Regions from separate parts of the Homo sapiens genome. Here region 1 is linked to region 2. The links are chromatin loops, found by intact Hi-C in ENCODE. Cell type or tissue: left ventricle myocardium inferior. All regions are shown on one strand. Links, peaks and the distances in the headings refer to the core of each region. The heading gives the core; the rest is flanking DNA.

Region 1 (10,760 bases), core at 1,946-9,945, 230 kb after region 2:
CTGACTATTCAGAATATCTTTAATCTTAGTTCTGCCTTTAAGTTGTCCAGTGATTTTGCTCAAATCATTTCCATTTTCTGAGCCTCAGTTTCTTTATGTGTAACATGTTATTTTCAAAGCTTCCTTTGGTTCTACTCTATCATTTTTTTGTGCCCATTTGTGCCCATAGTATGCAAGACACATATCATTACCAATCTTTAGAGTGAAATCACAGATATTCATATTTACAGATCCTTTGTAGTCTATAAAAATAGACACACTGAGTAAGTGGAAACCTCATTATGACAGAGATTTCCATTTATGAGAGGACTTAAGCCAGTTGTCAGCATCCCCTGAAACATCCAGAACTTCATTCAGCATTCTGAATCTGAGTAAGCAATGGGCAGGTCACAGGGTTTCTGCAGCCTACTGAACTTTCACTACACTTGGGGCATGAAATCAAGAACACACAAAGGTTAATCACCTTATCATCCCACTGCCCCTTTTCTGAGTGGAGAAGAAAAATATCCATCATCCTTTCTAAAGGAAAAAGGAAGCATGGGAAACAGCCCGCACTAAGGTGCAAATGGCTCCCAGGAAAACACCACACCATCTTGCATCTTTGTTACTACAATTTACCTACTTTAACCTGTGTGCTAAGGATCCAATTTACAAAATGGATACCCACTATCTGTCGCAATGTCAGCCCCCTGAGTTCCTCTGGGGCTGACCTTGGCGTGATCATTTTTCTTTCTTGAGTGCTTACCTGCTGTTGATTTCTTTGTTACATGGTGTTAGATAACTCAAATTTACTGCAAATCTGAACCTTACCAGAAAAGCACCGCTCAGGCGGATAAAACACCGGGAAAAGGCAGCCAAGATATTCAAAAAGATTACATGATAATGAATACTCTATCACTCTGGGTACCAGAGCTGCTCATTTTTCTTGTCCATTTGTAGTGATGTACAAGAGGTTCCTTCCCTCAGAGGGAAAATAACTTCAATTATGTGTTCTTGAAAAAAAAGAAACATTGAAATTATCTTCTTTTCAAAAGGTAGAATTAGCCCCGTTTTAGAGCTGAAAGCCTGCCAGAAAAAATATATTTCTGATATTTTCGTTCTTTTCCCCCCTTCTATTTAGCTGTGTCAAGTCTGCAGTTTGCAATTTCCTGTGGCTGCTTCTACTTTTTGACTCTCACTGAATTATACTCTACTCTCAACATCTCACTGCTTAAATGGAAGGAGAACCCCTTCTGGCCAGGGGCAGATGATTTGCTGGATACCTCTTCTGTTTCAGGTTAAAAGCGATGGCCACAGAGAAGGAAAGAAGTGGAAGGTGGATACCTGACTATCTGAATTGAAATCTTCTAAATGAACACTCCTCACAGCTCCTTGGGATTAGAAAAGCATGCTCTTGGTTCTTCTATTCTTATGTTCCATTTTATTGAAGAATGAATTTTAAGGACACAAAGAGGAAGACCCAGAAATTTTGACTTTAAAAGTTTGATTCTTGCTTTGAAACTCATCCCAGTTGATCTTCAACTTTCGAAATCTTGATTTTCTTAAAATCTCTACTTCCTCATATTCCCTTTCTCATGCCATGCATCGATGCCCATAAAATGCCTTTTCTTAAACCAAATTTGGAGTCATAGCCAAGGATGGATGATTCTGAATTACAGACAGGAGGAGTTGTTGGAAGAGTTACTGCAGCTGGGAAAAGGCCTGGGCATCCAGTCAGGGGGCCCTGGTCTCTGCACACAAGGGTTTTATCTAGGCTGAGCTGGGGGAAAGTGAGGTCTCTCCACACCCACCTCTCTCCGTCTCCACGTGTCAAGGCAGCTATAATAGTGCCTGGGCTTGGAGCATCTGGCTCTTAGGCCTGATGTCTAAGATACTACTTAAGTTCTCCAGTGATTTCTTTTTCTATTGTTGATTTTCTCATATATAAACTGGAGAATAATAATATCTGATTCATATGAAGAAGCTTTGTAACATATTAAATATCAAATAGATGTCAGTTATAATTATCAAGAGGGACAACTTAGAAACCACTAACAAAGATGATTTTCTTCTTGGAAGCAGAATGTTTGCAGAATGAGATCTCTCCAGTAACTCTCCACTTTTCCATCTGCTGATAAAGGACTTCAGTGTAGTGTACCCGAATTTCACATTAATTGTTGCTTTAGCAAGGGATGTAATTACTCTGAGTACTTTTTAGCTACAAATCTTGAAATTCATGCCATTTGGTGAACGTATGCCTTGCTGCCTCTCCAACTATTAATTCTTGTACAGTCTCGCCTTTAGGACCAAAAGACAAATAGTAAAGTAAAGCTCATGCTTGGCTATTTAGAGCAGAGCAGCCTCCCTTAGGCTTCGGCAGACAAGGTACAACCACTGATGTTATCCTGCCGGGTAGGCAAGAAGTAAGAAAAGCGAGTCGCAGAGCAGAAGCGCCAAATCCTCAGAGTCGAGGAGAATCTAGGTCAAAGATCTCCTGCCAACCTTATTCACAGTTCTCATTTCAGGGTTCCTTCCCTCTAAACCTCCATGCGGGCCCTCCGTAAAGGAGAAAGCGAGTTTTCTCGGTGGGGTGAGAAGATCTCTATTTGTGTGAAACTAAAAGAACCTATTTCCACAATGTTATGGCTAAAACATACACTCAGTTTTTCCCATTAATTAGGCTTTATGGATGTTATATATTAGAGATTTGACATAATAAAGGCAAGAGAATTCCAAGACATTATTTCCATTGGATGGCTTCACCTAGGCAAGACCCATGACCTAAAAGTTTGATGAATAGAATGAACCATTATTCAAGGTTGGGTTTTCAAACTAAAACCATATTTTGGCCTTTGCTGTGCCCCACATGCCTGGCAGTGACTCCAGGCACACGTTTCATCTTCATTTGGTTGCCTGGAAGAATGCAATGGGCTAGTTGCTCTAATGTCGGGAAAAAAAGGTTTTATCACCATGCACAGCTTTCTATGCATTGTCCCATAGAAAAACTATCCTCAATTACAAGCTACAGTTTTAATAAAGCACTATCAAAAAGACGGCACAGAGTTTCGGTTGCCACGGCTCCAGCCCTGACTGGTTCTAATTTCCTGTCTGCTCAAAATAAGATTTTATTAATCTGTTATTTTAGATACTTGGATTGTCATAATTCTTGCCATTATAGTGCCAAAAAATAAGAAGATATGAAAATAGTACATCTGATAATTACAAATGTATAAAAATATATATGCAAAAGGGCCAGTATATGTTAGCCTATGTAAGTATTATCAAACAGCTACTAGAAGTGAATATATCCAAATGTTAACAAGACTTATGTCAGGATTGTGATATTATGATTAATTTGAGTTTTTCTCTTTATAATTTTAAAATTATCTAAACAGAATATTATAAAAATGGATAGCTCTTAGAAAATAACAGGAAACATACTTTATAAAACATGGGGTTCCAGACTTTTCTTTAGTATTTTCAGGTATGAACCTAGGAGAGATTGGAGAGCCCAAAGTGTGGACAAGTTGCTGATAAAAATAAGGCACCTAGATTTTCAGTCTGATATGCATAAAAACACTTTCCTACTGTACAAGCTGTTTCTGTCTAGTGGGCTTGACAGATGCCTGAACGTGACACAAGACACTGAAATAACATGCAAATCAGTTTTCGGTTTTAATATGCAAATATGACGCTTGGCACATCACTTTCCATGGCGAGGTAAATTTCTGTTTTTGAGTTTTTCGTGGGAAATGCAAACCAGCAAACAAATGGTTAACTCCCCATCTTTCACCTAACACAAGGTGGTTTTCATTTGAGTCAGAGCGGTTCTGGCTCAGCAATCCAAGACACTTAGGATGCAAAGAAAGGGCATGTGTTTTGTTCAATAACAATGCCACCCTAGGCAAGCAATCCTACCTTCTGACAGACACACCGATCACACTGAATTTTTGGGCCTCAGCAGGGAGGCAGACAAAGTGCCTAAGTGAAAATAACAAGAACATGTTTTTTTGCTTGACCAGTGAAAATCAAATCAAAGTATCTCAACATGGTAAGAAGATAAGCTTATAGCCAAAGAAGAGAAAAAAGTCAAGGGTCCTTGTTTCTAGAGTACACGAGCAGTGTAGCAAACTATAGCCTCCTATGAAATCTATATTAAATTATCCACAAATAATAGTAATTAATTAGGCATTAAAGCAGTCATCAAAATGAGTGAGATGCAACCAGTTCATAGAATTTATAATCCAGTCAGGAAATCAAGGTATATGAAGGAGAAATAAAAGAACAAAGCAAAAAATTGAACGTTGATAGTAATCAGTATGCCTTAGATATATAGGTTCTAGGGTCTGCTTACTTGGGTTCAAATCCCACATCCACAGCTTACCAATTGTATGATCCAGTGCAGGATGCTGAATTTTACTACCTATTAGTTATTTCAAAAATAAAATGGGGTAAATAGAATTTACTTTGTGAGTTGTTGTTGTTGTTTTAGACGGATTCTCTCTCTGTTGCCCAGGCTGGAGAGCAGTGGCATAATCTCAGCTCATTGCATCCTATGCCTCCCAGGTTCAAGCAATTTCTCTGTCTAATTTTTGTATTTTGAGTAGAGACAGGGTTTCACCGTGTTGCCCAGGCTGGTCTCTAACTCCTGACCTCAAGTGATCTGCCCGCCTCGGCATCCCAAAGTGCTGGGATTACAGGCATGAGCCATAAGTTAAATGAGATGGTCCAGCCTACACCAATTAAGAAACTAATATCATCCTTAAAGATATACTATGATGTATAAATATTATTCAAGTGTATCAATGGATGATACAGATTAAGAGAGACAGAGAGAGAGAGAGAGAGAGTACTGTGTGCTTAAAGAGCTTGAATTAGGACTTGAATGAGGGACAGAATTCAGAGGAACTGAGGTGGCATTCTACTCTATCAACCATGGGATTAAAATTCCTTCACCTTTCTATGTGCTTTTACAGTCAAAAGATACTTGGGTGCAACACACACACACTAGATTATTTAATATTGTCCAATGCATGAAATCATTTCTTCTTTCTGTAGAAACCAAGTTAGTGGTTTGTTAAGTGATTAGCCAAAATCATACCCATATTAAGTGGCAGAACCAAGAGTTAGGCAGGAGTCTTTTGATTCCAGCTTAGTGTTTTTCCACTAATTTACAGCCATCTCTATATATTCATTTAGAAATATGAAACTTACATGGTCTATCGTAAAGGTTAATCAAGACAGTCAAACTCACTGATTAAAGTATGGTGCTAATTAGACCAGAAGCTGGAGACCAATGTGGCCTTTTTTACTTTCAGAAATATTGATTGTGGTATAATGGAGAAAGCGTGGGCTTCAGAGGCAGAACAAGCTGGTTCAAATGCCAAATTATACCTCCAGTTTTGTATAACATTTCACAAGTTTTTTGTTCCCCCCTTTAGCGTCTTCACCTGTAAATGGAGTTGGGAAAGTAGGCAGAGGAGCTGGGTAGATGCCTTCATCTGAGAGCCACTGTGAGTAATACATAAGAAGACACATGGCATGTGCTAATATTTGACAGTGGCGCACGATTATTTGTATTAAATGCTCACACACAGTCTGTCAAATATGAGCTATGGATGTCTTTCAAATGTGGCAGGAAGGTGGATGAGAGAATATGAATGACTCAGTGTTATTCGTCAGCACTGCAGCCGAGGGGAAGAAAGATCATGCTCTGACAGTGAATCTAAAGACCAGCAACATTTAATATTTCTAATCAATCACTGACCATGATTAAAATAATAGTAGTCATATTGAAGGAATCTTTTATCCATTCCCACAAACTCTGAAAGGTAGAAATACATTAGTATTTAATTTATGTATTAATTTATGTATAATTTACAAGAGTATAAATAAGGTATTCTGAGTGCTTAGTAGGTGTTCAAAATGTTTTATATTGAGTAACTTATTTCATCACCAGTGCAACCATATTAGGTGGCTTCTATTCTGAATTTACAAATGAGAAAGCTGGAGTACAAAGATTACCGTGATAATAAGTGGAGAACCTGGGATTTGAATCCAGTCATCAATTCCAGAAAGGGATGCTTAACCGCAACAAAAGTGCCTCAGTCTCTCAACTCATCTGCCTTTTGCCAGTGAGATTTAACAACCCATCCACTTATTTGTAGTGGAATTTCACATACATTACAAAGTCTTGAACTATCAAAAGAACCTTTCTTAAGGACAAACATTTTTTAATGATATAGTCTCTCTGCGCACAAAGATGGAAACCAAAAATATTACAAGTACCCCCAACTAATTCTGATGCAGGTGGTCTGAGTACAAGGCTTTGAGAGACATGGTTGTTTTTTAGTTTTTATTTATTTTTTTTTTTTTGAGATGGAGTTTCACTCTTGTTGCTCAGTGTGCAATGGCAACATCTCGGCTCACCGCAACCTCTGACTCCCGGGTTCAAGTGATTCTCCTGCCTCAGCCTCCTGAGTAGCTGGGATTACAGGCATGTGCCACCATGCCCGGATAATTTTGTATTTTTAGTAGAGATGGGGTTTCTCCATGTTGGTCAGGATGGTCTCCAACTCCCAACCTCAGGTGATCCACCTGCCTCTGCCTCCCAAAGTGCTGGGATTACAGGCATGAGCCACCATGCCCGGCCGACATGGTCATTTTTAATGTCTTCATTCATTCACTTGACTCATCAAAAGAAGTAGAACTGCTCTTATCAATCTGAGATATAAGCTAGAGAATTAATGTTAAATCTTAAAATAGTAAAATAAAATAATAAATAGTACTGTACCTAAAGGTGGGCAAAGGGAAAAACAGGTAAATAATACTATATTCTTTCACATTAGAAGCTAAAGGACAGTGTCATTTTCCAGTGACCAAACTGAAAAATTTTCTGCCGGGTTCTTACCATATCATGAATAAAATGCTAAGAAAATATTCAATTCTACAACAACTTAGGCCTTTCTAAAATGTGGGAGGCAACTTTAGATTCCCTGCCTTCTGTGAATTTCAGAAACAGAAAAGACACTGGAGACCATTTAGTAGTACATGAATCCCTTCATTTATAAGAAGAAAACTGAGTGTCAAGGAGGGAAACTGAGTTATTCAAGGTCATCTAGAAAATAAGGAGTAAAATCAAGAAGAAAGCTCACATCAGGAAGGAAGGTCTAATTCAATATTCGTTTAATTCTCTTTGCACCAATAAAGATTCACTCAGAAGAGTGACGCATTCTTGATGCTCTGTAAAGTATGCTCATTCTTGGCAAAAATTTTGGGAGCCCTAATCTACATTTATGCAGCATTCTGAGATCCCAAGATGGAAGTTGCTATAAAGTGAAAATCATTGCTGTTATTCTCGGCGAGGCGACACACACTGACAACAGCTGGCATGAACAGATGTGGCCCACAGAGAATTCTGTCGGGCTGCGCTGGTGCCATCCCTTTGCAAGTTTCCTTTTCCTCGACAAACAAAGAGTGTTTCTCCTCAGTCTATGCAGCCCTATGGTCTTCTTGTTGATAGGGCTGAGTTCAAAGCCCTCATCAAGCTGGCCTCTATCTTGCCTCCCCCCTTTCATCTCAACAACTATTTCTCAAATAACATGCCTTTCAGAGAGAAACATCTCTGTTAAACGGTGAAAGTTTTCTTGACTTAGGGCCTTATGCAAAGCCTGGTGGTTGCAATAGTAATATTTATAGAATCACTATGCACTATGTCCTCCCACTTCTCAAATAATACAATGAAATAAGTACTCTGGCTGCCCCACTGTACAGATTAGGAAATTGAGACATCATGAAGTTAAATTACCTGCCCAAGTTCTCAGAGCTGATATGAGAAGGAGCTAGGATTTGTACCCGACCATTCTGGTTCTAGAAATTGCTTCCCAAGTTCTAATCACTAAACATTAAGACCAAAAAGAACAGGATTCAAGGTGACACTCTAATGAGAATAAAATGAGTTTCATGTAATTATGTGCCATAAACACACAAGGTGTTATTTTCATGATACCACCATGAGTATCATCAAAAACTCTAAATGCTTCTGCATCTCCATCATTCTAAATATCCTGGGTAATAGGCAGAAAACAAGTTATAACTGGCTTTATTCTTTTTTCTAATCAAATCATCTAATGTAGTGACTGACCCAGGTCATTCAGGACTCAATTCTGCTGACAATGCTGAACGTATGAACTCAGCCTCCAGTGCTTCTTGCATAGAAAGTCATTCGGAGAAGAACAAGTACATGTGAAGGATCACATTGTTTCTCTTGCAAGATGCAACCTAGCAAGCTTCTAACACAAAAACTACATATACCTGAAGAGATGATTGCAAATAATACATTTATTCAAAGGGCACTTGCTGAGTGCCTAGTAAGTGCCATGCTAAAGATATTGAGAAGTAGGTCTTGCCCTCTAGAAGATATAGTAGAAAATATTAGACACACAAAAATGTCCATCAATCCGAAGTAAAATGTTTTAATGATGTGCTATCAGAGCACAGAGAAAGGGGAGATGGTTGTAGCTCAGGAGATGAAGGGACATTCTCAAGAAAAGGTGGCATTTGAATTAGGTCTTGGACAAAGATGGGATTTGCATATCCAGAGATCTAGCAAGAACAAGATTCCAGGTGAAATCTCGAAAAAGTACATCAAGTGAGTCAAGTCAACAAGTTAGCATGTTTCCTTTCAAGTAAATGCAAATGTAAATGACCTCCAACCTTTATGTCCCTCTTTGTTCTTTTTTGTTTGTTTCATTGTCTGTGCTGTGCATGAAGATGTCAGTGATGTCTCGAAGGTGAGGGAATTCTTTGCTGGTAAAGTCAACCCATATATGAGGCTGCATGACAGCAGCTGTCTGCAGATTACCCAGGACCCTGGCATAGCAGGCTCTATAGAGGCTGAAGAAAATGAGGATCAACGTGGCTGTGGTGATTTTTTGATGCTAACAACTCAATGCTCAGAGGAAGGCCAGGGTGGAGAAATACAGGTATCCTGGGGTTTCTCTGCAAGGGCTATGCTGACACTCTAGGGGCAAGCATCATGAAGGAAGCCAAGATTTTTTTGCAGGTTCCATAAAGTTATGAAAAGTGGTTTTTTTTTTATGTGCTGTCTTTACATAAAAGCTTAGCTGTGAGTTTCCAGGAATACTTCCCATCCACTCCTTAAGTACTTACGTTTCAGTGGATATGAGGCACTATCACACAAAGCCAGCATAAAAGCCAGACTGAAAGAACTTAATGTGCTCTACTGTCTCTGTAGCTTGGACCACAATGTTAGATGGTAACTAGGAGTCAACAGTGTCCTTTTCCAACAAGAAAAGTATAGAGAAAATAAGAATAGAGCAGCCTGGCTGCTAGAGTTCTATGTTCCTCTCTATCATAAACTTTCTGGGTGCTATTTAGGAAATCATTTCACCTCTCTGGGTCCGGTTTCCTCAAGTGGGCGCAATCATCTTCAATCTTCTAATGCACATGTTTCTTGCAACAAATAAACCAAACAGGAGAAGTAGGACTACTCAAGTAATTTGTGAATGGCAATATGAATAAAGGGACACACAAACCATCATCATGTACATCGTCACCATCCACCTTTTTATTATTACAGCTAACCTTTGGGCCAGGCCTTACTCCAAATGCTTCAGATGTATTTCATCCACCCTGCATCTTGATTAGGTGGTTACTTTTATTGCCCTCATTCAGTGCTAAGGAAATTAAAGCACAGATTTCTAAGTAGAGCACTCAAGGCACTGAAGCCTGGATTCCAGTATGACTCTATAGTCCATGGCCTTCACCAGTCAGCTACATGTAGTATTACAAGAGTGGCATTATCAGTACCTATTTGTTATCCCTTCTCTACTTTCGAACTTTTAGCTATGTCATTATATTGCACTCATAACTAAAAATGAATAAAGTTTAACCCAAATTGTATTTACTGAGCAGGCACAAGGTGGCAGATACTGCATTAGTCAGCACTTTGATGATAAAGGTAAGGATAAACTTAGAAATGCAAAATAGTCATGACACAGTAGCTTAAACTGACAGGCAGGAGTAGCTAATACTGTTTCTCTCTAGGGAAAAATATGGATAGAAGTATCTTAAAGGAAGAAAGAAAGGGTCTCAGATGAAGATAAAAACAGTCATGAGAGATAACCCATAATTACCTACTTAAAATGTATAGGGATTATACTAGATGAATGTTCTAAAAACTACACATAATATTGTTAGCATCCTTCTACAAATAGAGGCCCATGAAAATTAAGGAGTTCCCTAAAATCTAACAGGTAGTACAGGTAGGGCAAGACTCAAGTCTGAGTCTGTCTGGGTCTAGCAACTGTGTTCTTAACTACCAAACTACCCCTAAAAGAAGAAGAAGAATGTGGAAAGAGAGAACACTTTGACTATTCTCTCCTTCTACCAGGGTCTGACTACAGGGATTTTGGTAAGTATTTATAGAACCCATCTACATTTTACACAGCTATTTATCATCCTTTAAAATGTGTTATTGCTTGTGCTCAAAGGGAACACGAAAATTAGGGCACCGTATCCATTCCAACTTGTAGATTAAAGGAACACAGAATGTTTTTTGAAACATTAGAAAAATTAGATGTAAAACCACAAATAAAGAAAAAAACTTATCTTTCAGGGAGCAGACCCCTTGAAACAACATATTTTTTGCTTCAACAAATACTTTCTGCTAGCATTACTGTGGCATACTAAGAAGTTTATCGATTTAGAGTTATCAAGCTCTAACCTCCAAAGGAAAAGCCTAACCCCGAGCAAACAGC
Region 2 (10,760 bases), core at 863-8,862:
ACACTGATTTTTAGAAAGGAAAATTAATAATGCACAGTGAATAAAATCTCATTTAGATGTTCTTTGCACATGCTCTCCAATAATAATCATTCAATTTATAGCACTTTACAGTTAGTGCATCCATATATAATTTCATCTTCACATCAACACAGAAAAGCTAGTCTCATTGCCAACTTACAAATAACAAAACTGAGTCTAGGCAGGCAAGGAAACAAATAACTATTAAGTACCAGAGTTGGGTCTCAAATCCAGGACCCCTGACTATATCCTGGGTTATCTTCTCCCAGGCATTGCCAGCCCAGGAACCTCCCAAGGGTAAGTCCTGCAGATGAGCAGCTTCCTCTCCAGGCCCCTGGGCATCCTAGTCAGAGGCCTCTGTGTATCTGTGCCACCCCAGCTACACTTGGTAGAGCACACTTGAGGTGTCTCAGTGCTATAGAACCACCCACTTCAGGGTGTTTCACTGTGCATAGTCCTCTTAGGCCTCTAATGACATTTCAGAAAATTACTTTCACTTTTTTAATCAAAGTCCCCTGCCTTTACGAAACAATCAGTGTCTGACTCTCTAAATCTCTTCTTCCTATCATAATTGCCATCCCCAGTAAACTGCCTTATTTTTTTCAAATATCTTCTTTCAAAATGAAATTAAGCTTTGGGAGGCCAAGGCAGGTGGATCACGAGGTCAGGAGATGGAGACCATCCTGGCTAAAACAGTGAAACCCCGTCTCTACTAAAAATACAAAAAAATTAGCCGGGCTTGGTGGCGGGCGCCTGTAGTCCCAGTCACTCGGGAGGCTGAGGCAGGAGAATGGCATGAACCTGGGAGGCGGAGCTTGCAGTGAGCAGAGATTGTGCCACTGCACTCCAGCCAGGGCGACAGAGCAAGACTCTGTCTCAAAAAAAAAAAAAAAAGAGAAAGAAATTAGGGAGATAGGCCGGGGGTGGTGGCTCATGCCCGTAATCCTAGCACTTTGGGAGGCCAAGGCGGGTGAATCACCCGGGGTCAGGAGTTCAAGAGCAGCCTGGCCAACACAGCAAAACCCTGTCTCTACTGAAAATACAAAAATGACCCGGGCATGTTGGCGCAAGCCTGTAATGCCAGCTACTTGGGAGACTAAGGCAGGAGAATCGCTTGAACCCGGGAGGCAGAGGTTGCAGTGAGGCAAGATCACACCATTGCAACCTGGGCATTAGAGCAAGACTCCACCTTAAAAAAAAAAAAAAAAAAAAAGAAAGAAAGAAAAAGAAAAGAAAGAAAGAAATTAAGGATATAACTGTACTTGGAGGGAAAACTATTTTAACTGAGTTAAATCCTTATCTATTTTAGTAAGGGATGAATTGACAATATAAGTTCCTCAGTGCCTAGAATAGGACTTGGCACATAGAAGGTGCTCAATATGTATTTGCTGTTGAGTAAAGTAAATAAAATAAGAAATAATATTAATAATCATAATAATCATATTATTAAAAACCATTAATAGTAATATTAACAATCTCCACTTGTGGACATAATCACAGCAAAACCTCGAGCAAGAATTGCTGACAGTCATTGCCTCTGAAGTGATGCGAAGGGCATGAATCCAAAAACTGTTGCCTTTTGTTATGTTCCTTCTGGAATATTTGATTTTGGGGTGAAGTCAATCTAATCCAAGCTGAAGCTTTTGCTCAGGCATCCTACCTGAAAATGGTACCTTCCCCATCTGAAAACAGAAAACCACTACCTGGAGAGCATACACGTGCTGTGTCTGTGCCTGTTTTAACCACATGTATGTATTACTTTAATAAAAATTCAAACATTAAATATGTTTCACAAATCAATCCGGTTATGTTCCTTGCCTCTTACAGTATCTGGGTTGCATAAACAAAGGCACAAAGCCTCTAGTAAGAGCCCTTTTCTTCTAGTCTCCTTCCTATATCCTAGAACAACAGAGGCAAAAATGGAAGAAATAAACCAAGAACCACTAACAGGGACCCATTTCCCTCCCACATGCTCAACACTGTTTCTTTCAAAGTGGCTTTCTAGTCTCTCTCTACCAATTCTCTCATGAACCTCTTCCCAAAATATGCCATAGCTCCAGACCACTGCTATGTTCTCCTATCCAAGTTGAGGCTCGGGCCTCCTGAGCCCTGGACAGCACTGCTCAGTGCAGAGGGTGCAGGGAGACACCCTCCAGGCCAGTCTCCCAGGACATGCATGAGTGACTTCTGAGTAGCCTAACCACAGATGCTGAATGCAGGTGATGAACCACACTGCAAAAGACAGGACTGTAGCAAAAGTTCGAAATCAATGTCTCAGTTTGAAATGAAAGAAGAAAGACAAAGAACAGTGGATGCAAGTAGGAAATGTGTACTCTGGGCCTGCCTCTCTGTCGCCAAGGGGTTGTAGGTTCCTGAGCGAGCTACAGGCTGCTCCCCGATGAAAAGAGGACAAAATCCTGGCTTGCCAACCTTGTAGGATTGTTGTGAGGATCGGAGGAGATCCTGGGTGTGAAAAGGACTTAGAAACTGTAAGTTTTCATACATTTTGAAAGATTTTTGTTATCATACGGTGAGTTGTAAAGAGGAGAAGTAATTGGTATTTTTCTCTGGACTGGAACTTTGAATCACAAAGCAGCTAACTCAGCAGCTTTGGGGCAGACCTAGGGGAAAAATTCTGGCCTCCAGCCTCATGTCCCAGTTGTTAAAACCCAGCACATTTCTCTAGAATAGAATGCATCATATAGACGTAATCTTTAAAAGTAACCCAGGGGGACTCTCCAGGCCTTTCCTGCAAAACCCAGAGGACAGTTGTGCTGACTCTGTGAAGCCTGTACTCTCTCCCCAGGATTAACCTTCAGAATTAGAGTCAGAAAATCGGCACTGAAGTCTACTGTTTCTGAGAAAGTTTCCTGGCATTTAGCTAAAGACCAACAACCCTGTGAGGCATGTGCTGTTATCGCCCCATTTTCAAGATGAGGCTTGAGGTTGAGAGAGATGAAGTGGGCTCAAGCCTATACAATGTCAAGGCCCAGATCTCCTCTGTCTGAGCTCCTGGGCCTTATGGTCACTGGGTGTGGGATCAGAAAATCAGTCTGTGGGTGTCAGAAGCAGAGTTCCAAGCTAGGCTGGGATAGAGGTGGGTGGATGTCTTCCCCACCTGCCAAGTACTTACTCTCCAGGAAGGTTCTAGGGGCTTCCAGGAGAAACACCTCTAACCTAGTAACAATAGCACTGCCAGCCTGGAGGGTGAAATTGACGGGCTTGACCTTCTCAGTTCTCTTCCTGGCTTCTGCACTGCAAGGGCTCTTACAGGGAACTGTTACAGCCAGGACAAATCTCCAGGATCTTCCCATGGCAAAGGACCCTCTCTTGGGCGGCACTCCAACGTCAGTCTCACTCAGGCTCTGTCTGCACAGCACGAGCAGCTTCCCAGCCAGCCACAGCCTCATCTGAGGGCAGCGTGGATCCCAGTGGGCATTTGGGAACGCCTGTAATAGGCTCTGATCAGGGTGAGACTCCGGAGAAAGGGCTGTCTTCCTGGAGGTAAAGCAGGTGTTACAAACTCTAAGGCTCTCCGGGCCCCTGCGATCTTTGTGTCAGATTTTGTTTTATCTGCCTGAGCCATTGATGATATAAGTTCCAGTTCAACACTAGGGGATATGGGCTCTAGGGTACCCTTAAGCCAGAAACGTTGCTGAATATCTAGATCTGGAGCCAAGACTAGAATCCCATATGGAGCACACTCCTCCTTTTCCAGGTGTGGGGGTAGATAGGTCCCCCGCCTCACCAGCAGCTCTGCCCCTACTCATCCCAAGACGCGCCACCACTCACAGCTATGTTTCAGGGAAGCCCCGGAGCCCTCAAGATCCCACTGTGGGTTTTGGTTGTCCTCATAGCTCAGCCTCCCACGGCCCCTGACTGTGGTCTGGGGCTTCCTGGACTGGGGTCTAGAGATTTAGGCTTTTTGGCTGCAAAAACCCTAGCCCATAGATCAGGCTGATTCTGGTCCAGGGCTGCAGGAAAGCACCCAGGCCTGGGCCCATCTTCTGGGGGAGGCACTGTGGATGGCGGGGGTGCGGGGAGCTCCAAGAGGGCTGTGAGTGTGGGGGTAGCACGGGGTCGTGGAGGACGAGGACAGACAGAAGCCACGTGCAGGCTCCTTTTGTTCTACCCTCTTCCAGGGAGGAAGCAGGTCAGCTTCCCTGGCCTCTGGCAGTGGGCTGGGGGATCTAATTCTAGCATTTGTTGGGCCTATATGTGCAGACCATGGAAGGGCTTTCTGGGACTGGAAACAGGCTGGATCTTCCCTCTCCACAGGGTGAAGGCTGCAGGGTTGGGGCAGAAAAAGGAACAGCCATGGAATTTCAGGCCTCAGAATTAGACATTCCTTGGAAGGCTCTGGGCACAAACTTGGACTGGAGTTGGTTCAGACAGAATTTGTGAATTTGTGGGTCTTGTAGTATCTAGGGAGAGGGAAAAGATTGGAAATCCCTGTGACATGATTGGGCTTGGTTGAATGGCTACAGTCTCTGCAAATAAGTCCATGAGTGTTTTGCTCAGAGCTCTCCTGGTCAGGCAGAAGAGGGCATTGCTGAGCAGAATCCTGTAAAATTCTGACAGGAAATCCAGGAGCGGGCAGGTGAAAGGAGTAGGTTGTGAGAGTGTGATTTAGAGTGGCTACACTAGCCAGATGGCCGTGGGGGTGGGGAGGCCTAAAACTTTCTATTTTTATTTTTTGAGACAGGGGTCTCACTCTCCCCCAGGCTGGAGTGCAGTGGTGCAATCATAGCTCACTGCAGCCTCCCACCTCAGCCTCCTTAGTAGCTGAGACCACAGGCATGCGCAACCATGCCCAGCTAATTTAAAACATCTTTTTTTGTCTTTCTGTAGACACAGAGTCTCCTATGTTGCCCAGGCTGGTCTCAAACTCCTATGCTCAAGCAATCCACCTGCCTCGGCCTCCCTAAGTGCTGAGATCACAGGTGTGAGCCACCACACCTGGCCTGGCCCAGAGCATTTTTTTTTTCTTTTTTTTGAGACGGGGTCTCATTTTGTCACCCAGGCTGGAGTGCAGTGGCGCGATCTCGGCTCACTGCAAGCTCCACCTCCCGGGTTCACGCCATTCTCCTGCCTCAGCCTCCCAAGTAACTGGGACTACAGGCACCTGCCACCACGCCCAGCTAATTTTTGTATTTTTAATAAAGACAGGGTTTCACCATGTTAGCCAGGATGGTCTCGATCTCCTGACCTCGTGATCTGCCACCTCGGCCTCCCAAAGTGCTGGGATTACAGGCGTGAGCCGCCGTGTCTGGCCACCCAGAACATTTTTAAGTCAGTCAATCCTTTCCACCGCCACGTAGCCTCCCCAAAAGGCTACAGGAAGCCCAAGTCTGTGGACACAGGCACCTTGTCAGGAGAACATAAGTCCAGGCAAAGGGAGAAGGCAGCCAGGAGAGGGTCTGTGTGAGGAAAGGTAGGGCCAGCTGAACATGGTCAGCATGGTTGGAGGCAGGTGAGTAGAGATTCAAGCAGTAATTTGGGGTCAGGGGGCCTAGGAGCAGGTACACATTCTCATACCTGGGCCAGGCTCAGGGCAGGCCAGGCCCTGGTTGGATGGGGAATAGGAGAAGAAAGTTAAGTATACATTAACAAGTAGTAGGGCCCCTTCCAAGAGATTTTATAAAGGCAAGGCTCAGGAAAAGGAGGAATGGAATTGGGCCCAGGTTCCAAGTACAGGGAGAGGAGCCACAGCACCAGGGCCAAGGGGGCAAGTGGCCAGGCTGGCTTGGTGCTCATTTCCTGGAGCTACTGACCCAGGGCTTCCTAAATCCCCACTGATGTTTTCCTTAATAAAAACAGCATTTACTGGCTACAGAACCTAGGGCAAGACTGTGCCTACATAGGGTTGACATGGGATCTAATACAGGTTACCAGAAGGAAGCCTAGAAGGCCAAGAAAGTCCCTGGAGAACCCCAACTCCTCCCTTATTTCCCTGTTTGACTTCTAATAAATCCCATCTCCTCCCTGGGCCTTAGTTACCCCATGCACAAAATAAGGATATTGGACCCCCCTAGAGGTATCCAAACTGCTATCTGTGAAGTCCAGGATACGAAGAGGGGATTCACAGGACTCTACGGGGGTCCTATAAGAGGCAAGTTCAGAAAGGGAGACCAGAACCCGTTGCCCACCAAAATTACCTGGAGCAGTTTTATTTTTAAGTTTCATATGTTGGGTTTCTAGATAAGATTTTATTTGAAAGCCACAACAAGAAAAGGAATGAAAGGCAAAGGAAGTGGGGAAGGGGGAGGAGGGGAGAAAATATTAGAAAAGAAGGGAAAGAAAGAAGAAAAGATGAATAAGAGTGTTAGCTAGATGATCTCCAAGCTCTGTTCCAGGCTTGTTGTTTTTTGAGTCACCATGATACTCTCTTGCCCACATTTTCAAGAACCACTTCTGCCATCCTCTCAGGGAAAATCCATACATAAGGCCAGAAAAATCCACTGCCTTAGATCTCATTTCGCAGCTCTGAGGAGTGCTGGCTCGCAGAGAAGGAAATTGGGGGGTTCTTGTGGGCTGAGTGGGAGGAGACCTAAGGCCCAAGCTGTAAATCAGGCTCAGAGGTTTGGATTCCCTGGAGTTTGACCTTCAGATGCCCCTCTTGACTCCAGAAGCCTTCACACTCACACCCAGGCTCAGGGAAGCATGCCCAGCTCCCAGGCTACACCTGGAAGCTGGGCCCACTCTGAGGAGGAGTTGTTTTGATTTTTCAGGAAAAATTGCTCCTAGCCAAACCTTCCCTCCCAAGAACAACACAGGCAGGGATTTTCTACATGCTTGGGAGATGAAAGCTTTGTGGGGCCTTTTGCCATAGCCTGGCGAGTGAGACCCAGAGATAACATCCATACCTGAAACAGTAGATATGGTTCATAATTGCTGTATGTTTTTACTCTAAACACCTCCCAGCCTTGCCAAGCCTCTGAGCTTCCCAGCGTGTTTTAAATGGTTTTGCTCTACCCTTGCCTACCCTGACTGTGCTGCCTCTCTGTCAATACCCAGCCCACAAGCCGGGAATTCCAAAAAAGCTTGGAGATGTGGCAAATTCAGATCGAACTGAGGATCTTCCTTGGGCGTACACGTGCACGTAGACACACACACACACACACACACACACCTTCCAGTGAGGGCAATACTACTTTCTTAACAGGAGGATTTGTTGAAACCCCTTGAGAATGTAAGGTAGTTGAATGAGCACCAGACTAGGAGTCAAGAGATGAATTCCTTTGACTCTCCCTCCATGTAGGCTCAGATAAGTCCACTATTGTTTCAGGTCTGTTTTTTCTTCTGTAAAATGAGGGGGTTCCTTCACTCAGTCAACTTCCATTTACCATGTGCTTCCTTTGCTGGTGACCTGGCGATCAAAGTCACAGATCAAGGAATGGCACCAAAGCCACACTAGACAAATTAACTCTAGGGATCAGTAGGGTATCCGATTTCAAGTCAATTTTGCCTCTGATGCAAATACCTAAAAAAATAAATTAGACACATTCTCATCCCTCAAAAGCTCAGAGTGTAGTGTGGTAAATGCTCCGGTAGCGATTACTCAGCTATTATGGGAACACAGAGAGGGTGGTCCTGGAGTGTTTCCCAGAAGAGGCGACATCTCTGAGTTTTAAAAGCTGAGCACCTCTTTGCCAGACAAATAAGGGAAGGAAGGCAGAAGGAAGAATATGGAGAGAGTTTGGTGGATTGGAGGAATTTCAAGTAATTCTCCAATGGCTAGACATTGTGGGATGGGAAGGGAAAAGGAAGAGATTAAGTAAATCAGGTCTCCGGGGGTCTGCGTATGTCAGGCTATGGGATTTTGAGTTGTTTTTTTTTTTTTCCGGAAGGCAATGGGAACACATTGCAATGCAAAGGAATAACATACTCACATTTGTATTTTAGAAATTTCAGTCTGGCTGTCTTGCAGGGCATGGTTTAGAGAGGGGGGAAAAAATGGAAGGCAGAGAGATTCCTCCGGAAGTAAGAAGGAAAAGGTGATGGGCTCCTGAACCATGTCAGGCACAATGGGAATGAAGACGAGGGAAGTGAAATCAAAGCAGATAGTAGAGGCCATTCTTGAATGAGAATTTTCCATTTCTAACTTTCTAGGACTCTACAGTTAGAGAAATTTCCCTGCACACATCTCACCTCCCATTTTCACCCACTCCTCCCACCTCCCACACACTGTGAAGCTGGGCTGGCCCCTTCCACTCATCCGCTGCTCGGGTGAGGCTTAGATAATAGGCGTGGCAGCAGGCCCAGGCATCCCCGCCATCTTCTCCACCAGCCCGTTCTGCTGCTTGAGCAGTTGGCTGCCGCCATGAGTGTTAATTGGAGAGACATCTGAAGTGACCAGACTGGTTACGCCGCCGCCATGATAGACACACTCCATCTGCTCTAACCAGGCGCGTCTCAGCACACGCAGGAGGCCAGCCTGATTCCTTGTGCCCAAGACTTGTTAGAAGTTAGACTCAAAGAAGTTAGATTCATAGGCTTGTAAATGGAAAACTGCCTCAGAGAACATTAAGTCCATGCCCTTTGGTTTGACGAAAAGAAGAATAAGACCCAGTCTTGCCCAGGGTTAGACAGAGCTCATGACCAGGTCTCTTGATCTTGTCCTCTGCCCTTTGTAGGTGAATAAGACGTGAAGCTGGAGCAGCACTTCTAACAGTTTATCTCCTACACAGATTCGCTCAAACTGTCCATTAACCACTGAATGGCTCTCACTTGACTTGAGAATGGCATTTTGTATTGAGCCGATTAATTTCTTAGAAATTTTAAATTTAACTTGTTCGATTATCTACCAGAAGGGACTTTAGAAATGGTCTAGTCTAATGATTTTCTCGCTGGCATTTGTTTATTTGTTTGTTTATTAGTAGTAGTAGTAATAGCAGAGCCTTTTTCAGACGCTAAAACTGAGGCTTAGAAAGGGGCGCTCTTGGGTATTCGTGACATAACGCATAAGTGGGAAATTGTGACTAGAAGAAAGCTCTCGTAACTCCCATACATACTCCACATTATCTTATTTGATCTTCATATAACCCCCACTGCTGCCCACTCCCCAGCTCCGCCATTGGCAGAGACAAGAGAGGAGGAGGAGCTTGCTCAGAGTTCCATAGTGAATAAGTAGCAGGTACATACCATTCTTGTTGCAAGCAATAAAATCTTCCAGTAGACTCTTTTCATATGACCTGATTTGGTATGGCGTTTTCTAATTACTAATGCACATTCACACATATAGTTCCACATTCACTGTGAAAAAGGTCTCGTATGCCCAATTTTCAGAAGAGGTAGCAAAACGAGTAATGAATTGCCACACAGTCATTAAGTGGCAGGGCCAAGACCCCCCTTTCTCAGTGTCCAGCTGCCCATCAGGACCCCTGGATTCCTGGACCCTGTAGTAATTGCTCACACTGGGAGTACCCATGCTACTAATTTTTTGTAGAATGTGAGAGACCTGGAAGAGCCAAGGATAGGAATGCAGTAACTTGAATTGATACCCTTGCATTAGTTGCTAATTACATGAACAATTCGTCAAAATGTGTATGAGAAAAGAGGCAGGTTTGGGGAAGATAAGGGGTAAGTTCAGTTTAGGATGTCTGTTGAGTCTAATGTGCCTGTGGGACAAGCAGGTGGAGATGCCACCAGGTAGATGGAATTTCAGAATCATGGGAAACAATCTTCGGATGGACCTTAATTGAGAGATCAGGACCCCTTTCATCTGGCTGCCGCTCATTTGTTTGGTGTGAGGGCACAGCTCACGTAAGTTTCTTAAATGAGATGCTGAGAACAGTCATCACGTGGCAGAAATTCTAATTCTTAAGACTGAAAGAAGCACTACAAGAGGCCCCATCATTACCCGCAGCCTAGTGATTTTCAGACATGACATTTCTATTTGTAAAATGAGGGAGCTATGTCTTCAAAGAAACAAGAGTAACAGCCCTGTGTACCTGTAATCAAAGACACCCTGTGTGGGGATCAGGCCTGGGAGCAGAGGCAGAGAAGAGCAGGTAAGAAAACAAAGGTTCGCAGGAGGTGGGTCACTCCCCTCCCTATGCATATGTTCAACCAAACCCTCCTGCTTTCCTGCCTTCATGACCTGCTTGCTTTTCCTTCCACTTAGATTGAGCTTTCCTCCTCACCATCAAGGCTCAGCTCAAATGCCACTCCTCTAAAAAGACTTCCATGGTTCACCTCCAAGGAAATAATGCTGTCTACTTACTACTGCTTATATTTATTTTATACTTCTCTGCGTATAGTATCTTTCTGTTATCATTATCTATATATTTAAGGCTCTCCTTCTCACCAAACTAGGAATTTCTTGAGAGCACAGATTCTGCTTGATTTATTTCTGTGAGCCCAGTAGCACCTTATATAATGCCTTATACACCATCAGTGTTCCATAAATTCAGGATGAATGGATAAAAACATTCATTTGCGCACTTACTATTTCCATTCTCCCTCTTCTACCCTTTATTTATTTTTTAAGAGACAGGGTCTTTCTCTGTTGCCCAGTCTAAAGTGCAGCGATGTGATCATAGATCATAGCTCACTGAACCCTCAAACTCCTGGGCTGAAGCAATCCTCCCACATCAGCTTCCCAAGTAGCTGAGACTACAAGCGTGCACCACTACACCTGGCTAAGTTTTTAACATTTTTTTGTAAGGACAGGGTCTCACCCAGGCTAGTCTCAAACACCTGGCCTCAAGGGATCCTCCCACTTTGGTCTCCCAAAGCAC

Evidence for each region. Peaks named below come from ENCODE experiments on the same cell type or tissue, not always from the same donor. Only the 100,000 strongest peaks of a DNase experiment are listed, where the experiment ranks them.
Region 1: it touches region 2 in a loop (2.7-fold over the local background); 9 of 110 quality-filtered maps call a loop at or near these places.

The regions. Positions count from the first base shown.
Region 1 is chr3:188,690,292-188,701,051 of GRCh38, reverse strand. The region is part of intron 7 of LPP (LIM domain containing preferred translocation partner in lipoma); the gene reads right to left. Among named protein-coding and RNA genes, the nearest start is that of MIR28, 6.9 kb to the right of the region's middle. In left ventricle myocardium inferior, for the core only: no CTCF peak of the experiment used is centred there; no DNase peak of the experiment used is centred there.
Region 2 is chr3:188,923,152-188,933,911 of GRCh38, reverse strand. No RefSeq gene overlaps it. Among named protein-coding and RNA genes, the nearest start is that of TPRG1-AS1, 19 kb to the left of the region's middle. In left ventricle myocardium inferior, for the core only: a CTCF peak has its summit at 4,554 (motif pointing right); no DNase peak of the experiment used is centred there.